2 separate regions of the Mus musculus genome follow, and region 2 is linked to region 1. Evidence: chromatin loops called from intact Hi-C (ENCODE). Cell type or tissue: gastrocnemius. All regions are shown on one strand.

Region 1 (4,000 bases):
ATGCCTATGGTCCCTACAGGAGGGCGATTATGGTAGGAGGAAAACTGAGGCAGGAAAATCAAAAGCCCAAAGCTCTTGGAATACCTAGGGAAAGCCTGTCTCAAAAGAATAAACAAAACTTCACTAAAGCCAGGTATGTGTCACTGACTGAGAGTCCAACCCTCAGAAGGCAGATGAAGGAGAATGGCAGTGACTTTGAGGCCAGCTTAGTCCATACGGTGGATTGCTGGCCAGCCGGTGCTACAAAGGGAGACCCTGTCAAACACTGACAGAAAGGAAAGGAAATCGTCACTTGAAAATTATCAAAGCACAGAACTGTGGCTCGAACAGAGAAACTGAGAAAGATCTCTGTACACCCAACAGAGAAACAGAGAAACAGATGAACAGATGAACAGAGAAACAGAGAAAGATCTCTGTACCCCCAACATGATCTGCCCTGATGTCTCATTGGTTTATGATCGGGTTCAGACTACAGGGTCCAGTGCGAGTGGCACGCGCATGCGCACCATCTACTGCTAGGCCCAGGCTCCTTGAAAGCAGGGCGGTAGACTCACGGGTGGATGCCCCTCCACCAGCCATGGGTTGCTGTCTATCAAATCTCTGTGACTTCTGATGATTGTGAAGACTGAAAAGGACCTAGAACTCACAGCAGCTGAGGGGCAGCCACAATGTGAGGCGGTCTTGGTAGCGGGGAGGGAGGTCGATGGGTTCAAAAGATATGAAAACAGTTTATAGTACTTCAGAAACTTACCCAGCTAACTATTCAATACCTTGTCCGTACTTTCAGAGTATATGCAGACTACTGGAGATGTCTTTTTTCAAAAACTGAACTAAAACCACACAAGGCTGTCTTTAAGACCCAAAGTAAAGACTTTTACCATCAGTCACAACAGAAATAGCGCTAGCAGCTTGGCAGCCGCTGAGACACCTTGAAACAATCTTATTTATTTTTCCATTTTTCAGAGTTGGGCCCCCGTTGAGATTGGGGGGATTTCTTTCAGGCCACAGAACAAGATAATCACAGAACTGGGAAGCAGAGCCCAAGCCCCCTGTCTTCCAGGACTTGATCTCTGCGTGGCTCTTTAGCTGGTAAAACCAGCTTCTACTTTCACGTTCAACTCAGTGCATGCAGAGACAATGCTTAAGTGCAGTGAGCATGGTGGCTAAATGGTTAAGGGTGAGTGCGCCTCATAAACAGGGTAATGGTGTGGTGACTCATGATCAAATGGGAAGGGCCCTTTACACACCCAAGTAACATGTTTTGGTGTAAAAGTTTATCTTGAGAAATAACAAAAAAAATTTTTTTTAATTTCTGACTCCTCCAACTTGTGGGAACCCTTCCCGTCTCTGCCACCCCCATGGTATCTAACATATATAATTACCAGGTTGTCTGGTATAGGAACCACTGGGGAGAAATTAAAAATAAAAATAAAAAAAGCCCTCCCTCTGGAGGATACTTTTCAGTGATTGAATGTGAGAAAATGAGAAGAAATCCAGTCCGGGAACTGTGAGCCACTGCCATATAAGCTTGCAATTCTCGAACCAAGCAAGAAAGACGATTGTATAAGTAAACGAATGGCAGTGTTAATTCACCAATGTTTCACATAACACCACAGTAACCAAGGAATCGACATATAAGAAAACTATAGTGGATATACGCAATTGAGGACAGCGTTTTCCTGACCACTGGAAAAGTGTGAGTTTTCATAAACGTTCTATGAGGGCTGGAGAGATGACTTGGTTGTTAAGAGCACCGACTGCTCCTGCAGAGGAGATGGGTTCCAATCCTTGCTCTCACATAATGGCTCTAAAGGAAGAGAACTGATCGACTGAATACATGTGTTAAAGGGCAATTAATTAGGCTGGCTTCCAGGACACAGTCGCAGTAGTCCAGTAAGGCTTTTTCACACTGAAGAGACTGAGAATCCAGACTTTGCTCAGTGAGGCCGGACATGAGGCTGGATGTCTTAACAATCCCAGTCTGGCCCTACAGACCTGGCTGATCTCAGGAAAAATGCTGGTCTCCCTCTACATTGGAAACTGGAGGAGGTAACAAACACGAAATGACACTGTAGCAACAGAGTAGAGGGACTCCCAGCTACAGTGAGGCCAACTAGGCCAAGAAGCACATGTCTCTCTTCCATGTCCGTTCATTTAGGCTGCCAGCAGAAGATGCTGTCCACACTGATGGCTGGGTCTGCCTGCTTCACATAATCAGACCAAGAAAATCTTCCACTTCAGAGGGTGCCAGTGGCTTGAATTTTAGTTGATTTTGGTTCCAAGGGCTCCAATACCCTCTTCTGGCCTTTCTGGGTACTGCACACAGGGTTGTGGTCCACATACCCGACATGTGGGTAAAACACTCATACACGTAGAATAAACAAGTGGAAGAAGGAAAGAACAGACAGGAAGAACAAAGGGAAAGGAAGAAGGAAGAAATGATGGTTACTTGAAACCTGAAAGGGCCCCACCAACGCAGGTGTCTGAGTGGAGTCTACATTCCAAGCCAAGTGCTCTCAAAGAGGAAAGAGCCAATAGTCCGGGAGGAGTCTGGGCTCCTGCTTCTTTAAGGTCACGTGACATAGGCTGTGCACCAGTGCTGATGTCTCCTTTAGTGACTAGAGAGTGCTGGGCGCACGGGCTGCAGCAGCCCCAAGGAGGAGCAAGACTGTCAAAGTGATTGTATAGTACGTGCGGATGCCTTCTGAACACTCCTACAGTTTGTTAATTAGAATTAATTTGGCTGATTAAATTTTTCTTCCAGATTATAATCTATGAAGAAGTAGGAGGCGATGTGCTATTCTGGAAATAAAACATTAAGTTAAAATCATTTAAAATATTTCATTTTATTTTATCACCATATGTGTGTGAAGGAGAAAAAGAGCTAGAGGGGAAAGAGGAAGCCCAAATGTCATCCATGTGTGTGGAGGTCAAAGGACAATTTTCTGGAGTTCGTTCCCTTCTTCCATCTTTATGTGGATTCTAGAGTTTGAACTGGGGTGTCACCAGGCTTGCTCAGTAAAAGGTTTCCCTGAGCCAACAGTCACTGAGTTACAATTCTGAGCTTTCTACTGCCTTAGCTGGGCAACCTCAAGTTTTGTCTCGTTCACGAATTTATCTCAGTAACTACACATAGAATGTAAGTAATAAATGCTGAATGTATTTTAATTACTTATTTTACACTCAATTGTTCATGTGTAAAACAAGAAAAGGCACACATAAGGCAGGTAGCAGAGAGGCAGGTACAATGGTTAGCAAGCAGACATGATGAGGCTATGCAGGCAATGTGTCACATGATGCAGATGCGTGAAACCTCAGCACGTGGGAGGCAGACACGGAAGGACCCCCGTGGTTACACAGATTTCATAGATAGTTTGAGGCGAGTCAAGACTATAATGAGACTGTGTCTCAAACAGAAAAACAGATTAAAAAAAATAAAAAGAGGTGATAGGGAGGGAAGGAGGGAGAGGGGTCGAAAGGCTTGTTTTAGTTGTTGGGATGGAAACCCGTCAGTTTGCCACTTATGACATGTGAGTAGGTGGTCTCATACGCTGAAGGGCAGCAATGAGAGGTTGGTCACCCTCAGTGCTTGTGAGCCCACCACAGGAGCGAGGGATACTACAGAAAAACAGAGAGCTTGCGATTGTTGTAAAAACTGACGTGGCATCCAATGAGCAGAGATCAGAGACGTTCAGTGTGCAGCGCAGTGTTGGGCGCTCCTCTCCGAAACGCTGGGCCTGTGCTGTGCTGCTCACACGCAGCACCGCAGTCTTTAGCGCTGTCTACAGTATCTCATCCTTCAAGTATCCTTCTCGATACAGCACCCACAACAGCCTGGCGATTGGGAAATAACTGCAAATGAATTTTCACTTACCTCCATTTTCTTCAGTCACAAATAAGCAGAAAAATAAACATCCAGGTTCCGTATAAAAGGTATAAAACAGGTTCGATTAAAACATTCTCCCAGGGGCTGGTGGGACACTTCAGTGAGTATCGTGGT
Region 2 (4,000 bases), 230 kb before region 1:
CGACTCCTCTCCAACCTTAAGACTCCAGTTCTCTCTCTCTCTCTTTCTCTCTCTCTCTCTCTCTCTCTCTCTCTCTCTCTCCCTCCCTCCCTCTCTCCCTCCCTCCCTCTCTCTCTCTCTCTTTCTCCCTCCCTCTCTCTCTCTCTCTCTCTCTCTCTCTCTCGATAGTGCTCAAGCTGCTCCACTCTGTTTTCTCTCAGCTGTCCATCATATACTAGCACACTCTGGTGGCTCTGTGGCTAGCAAGGCCCTGAGTGACATCATCCATCCCTACTGCATGGTGTGGAGGCAGTTAGGTCTATGGTCCACCTGTGCTGTACACCAGGTCTGTGGGTAGCATGGCAGTCCACCTCCTCCCATGTGAGATGCCTGGATTTGATTGGATTTGATTTGATTTTTATATTTCCTGGCAAAAAAAAAAAACAGCTTTGGCCACCAAGCCAGGCACCAAGCTAGGATGAACAATGGACTGCCATCTGCTCTGCCCCTGACTGATATAAGAACAACATCACCAACAAGGTGATTCTTTGCCCATTTCTGGGGATTGGGAGGGGTTGATCAAAACAACTCTTATAAAGGAAAGCATTTAATTAGGGCTGGCTTACATTTCAGGGGTTCATTATCAGCATGGGAGGAAGCATGGTGGCACACAGGCAGACATGTGCTAGAGGAGCCGAGAGTTCTACATCTGGATAGGCAGGCAGTAGGAAAAGACAGTGAGTCCCTGGGTCTGGCTTGAGCATGTGAGACCTCAAAGCCTAACCTCAGTGACACACTTCCTCCAACAAGGCCACACCTCTTAACAGTGCCACTTCCTGTAGAAAGAATATCTTATGTCTGTATGGATGTGGCACCTGTCAATAATAAATCTGATAGCCTATGGTTTATGCAGGAAATAAGAGGTGGGACATCCAGGAGGCAGAAAGAATTCTGGGATGGAGCCAGGCAGGAGACAAAATAAAAGAGTTATCTTAAGCTATGATTCTAGTCAGAGAAGAGCCAAGGTGTTAGTAAATATATTTTGAGTCCGAGTCTTATTTCTGGGAGCATGGGGCTGGGAGGAAGAACCTATGGGCCCATGGGGCCATTTTATTCAAACTGTGACACACACACAGCACCGCATGAGTTTCTGATTTTGTGTTGGGCTACATTCATAGCTATCCTTGTCTGTACACGATCCACATATACCACTGGTGGGACACAGTTTGATCAGTCTTCTCTACCTGCCCTCACTTCCTTTCACGTTTGTGGAAACTCATATTTTAAAGTTTATCCCAATGAAGAATAGCTTTTTTTTATGAATCTCTATTTATCCCCACAATCTCTCAAGCTCTCTTTAAACATGGGTAATGAGGAATTCGGGTTTCTCATTGCCAAACAGCTAAAGTTGGTATATTGGTAGCAAAAAAATTATCTGGACAGGGCTTGCCTCACAAACACAGGAACCTGAGCTGCATTCCCAGAGCCCACATAAAACCCATGCTGGTTACAATCCCAGTCCTGGGCATGGAGAAGTGGAGACCAGTGGATCCTGGGCCAACCGCTGGGGGACTATCTCAGAGTACACAGTGGATGGCTTTTGAGAAACAGCACAAGAGTTGACTTCTGATCACCACTACCAACACCACCCCCAAAACAAAGATCTTTGTGTGCAGTTTTTAAAACTATGTTTTATATTCCTTCAGACAACGTTATATAATTTTAGGAGGGAGTGGAATGTTCTCTGGGGGGCTAGAGGCTTTCCCGGGCATCTGCATTTTGTTTCTGTTTATAAAGGCGCTTGCAGCCCTGAAATGATTCACCTTTAGTGAATGAAGTCTTAATTTTGTGCGACCTTAGACAGAAAAGAACCACGAGGGGGCGCCTGTGTTACATACATTTCTTTGTAGATGGTGTGTGATTTAGGGTAAGATTAATTATGAAAACAAGGGGGGGGAAGAAAGAAGGAACTAAGGTTTAGTCACTCTGTCTTTTCCAGACAAAATAGAAAATAAAGTTGCTATTCTTTATTTTCTTCTTCGTAGTTCTGAAAGTGTCAGAGTCTCATACCTGTGACATTTCTAAAGAAATTGAATTCTTCATTTTCTCCATCTTGTTCCAGTGAATTTGTTGTTTATTAAACATCATCTTCAAGTCTGAGTGTATGGCAGCTTGATGGAAAACATGGAAGACAGAATTTCCAACAATGTACATAGTGGCATACTGCTGAGATAGTAGAATAGGGTGAATCTCTGCAATACTCTGTTTATGCTCAAACAGAAAAAAAGAGAAGTCGCTTTGTGCATCCTACAGAGGTAAGCAATGCAGTTAAGAACCCCTATCGTTGTTCTTCTGTTATGGAGACAGCAGCAAAAGAATAACATGGGAACAACTGGGCTGAATCCTTGCGAGTTGGCCATTCCTGAAGTTGGAGATGGACCTGTAGAAAGGCTACATATAGAGAGATTTAATGACAGCACAAATATCAGCTATTAAAGGCTTATCTGTTCCACAGCAGTCTGTCCTCAGTAAAAAATAAATGCCCTGAGTTAAAGGTATGCTGAAGGGAACCTTCATGTTCTTCCTGCAAAAAAAGTTTTAAAATAAGCTTTTCACAGGATGAGTGACAAATTAGGAGAGGCTGAGTTGAAACAGAGGCTGGGGCTGAGCCTGAGGCTGAGGCTAAGACATACTGCATACATAGTAACTCACATTTGGGGGCTGGGGGGGAAGGGGGTCCAAGTTAAGACATATCACATATATAACACCTTGCATAGGTGTAGGTGAAGCCTGAAATGGCACATCAAACTGATTCTAAGTTCAAGCATGCTCAGGAAAGGTAAATTTTATTCTTTGTCACAAAAATACAAGGCAAATAAAACATCCCTCTCATTATACAGCTCTGCAACTCAAGGGGACTCAAGGACAAGGCTCTGTCAACTTGAGCCTGTGTGTCCCAAACACTGGTCCAGTAGCCATTGATTTCCACCCAATACAAACACATTGTCTTCTAAAGAAAGAGTACAGACACTATGCGCACCATTTCGAGAAGGAACTAGCTCAACTTTTGACAACCTGGAAGAGCAACAAGTCAAAATGGAGGCTGCTTGAATGAAAGATAATTTTTTTCCATCCCGTCATGCTGTCTCCTAGGGAATCTTCTTAAGTTGGCGAGTGTCTGTGAGATCAACAGACGGCAGCACCGGGTAGCGAGCAACCTCCAGAGCTAGAGCACAAAAAGCAGCTCACTTCCCTTTAGGTCTGTTAGACGGCGTGCCCTTGGGAAGACAGTCATTCGTTAGTCACATAAACCATCAGAACTATGCATGTGGAGGCAGCTCATGCCTAGCCTGTGCAAGGGCCTGGGTTCGATACCCAGCAGAAGAAGAAAAAGAAGGAAGGAAAAGAAAATATAAACAATATCCACACTAACGTATAAAGGAAGAAATAAAGACTAGATAGATAGGCTACTAAAATACAGAATAGACATAACACAGTGTTGAGGGACAGAGTGAAGAGTTCCAGGTCGTCCTTGGCCGAGGCTAGCTCAGGCTGCTTGATACTCTGTCTCAAAAAGTAAAAGGCAAAAGCAGCTACAAGAAGCTACAGGAAAATACTATAAACAAATGTGTAGTGACAACTTATACCAAGAAAAGAGGTGAATTCTTAGAGATGTACAATAATACTAAACAAAGAAGAAAAGGAAATCTGCAAAAAAGTAGAGATTTAATAAATAAAAATACAAACAACTCCCCACACACACACACTAAAATACCAGGTCCAGAAAGCATCACTGGAAAATTCAAATATTCAAATAAAAACTAACACAAAGCTAGGTTGCATGACACAAGCTTGTAACTCTAGCTGTTCAGAAGGCTGAAGCCCACAAAGGCCATAAATCCAAGGCCTGTTTGCGATATATAGTGAGTTATAAGATGATTCCAAAATAGATTTAAATAATATTCAAACACTTATATGCAAAGACAATGGAGGAGAGCAGCTGTTTAAGAAACAAACAAAC

The links. Hi-C counts contacts between places; a loop is a spot of excess contacts. Peaks named below come from ENCODE experiments on the same cell type or tissue, not always from the same donor. Only the 100,000 strongest peaks of a DNase experiment are listed, where the experiment ranks them.
Region 2: a loop joins it to region 1, with 10 times the contacts of the local background. A loop is called at or near these places in 31 of 42 quality-filtered maps.

What each region holds. Positions count from the first base shown.
Region 1 is chr15:55,005,698-55,009,697 of GRCm38, forward strand. No RefSeq gene overlaps it. Among named protein-coding and RNA genes, the nearest start is that of Gm2491, 21 kb to the left of the region's middle. In gastrocnemius, a CTCF peak has its summit at 2,308 (motif pointing left); a DNase peak (open chromatin) is centred at 2,294; H3K27ac peaks cover 354 bases.
Region 2 is chr15:54,779,052-54,783,051 of GRCm38, forward strand. LOC115488560 (a small nucleolar RNA gene) reads right to left here and starts at 545; the gene lies at 403-545. In gastrocnemius, a CTCF peak has its summit at 1,854 (motif pointing right); a DNase peak (open chromatin) is centred at 1,858.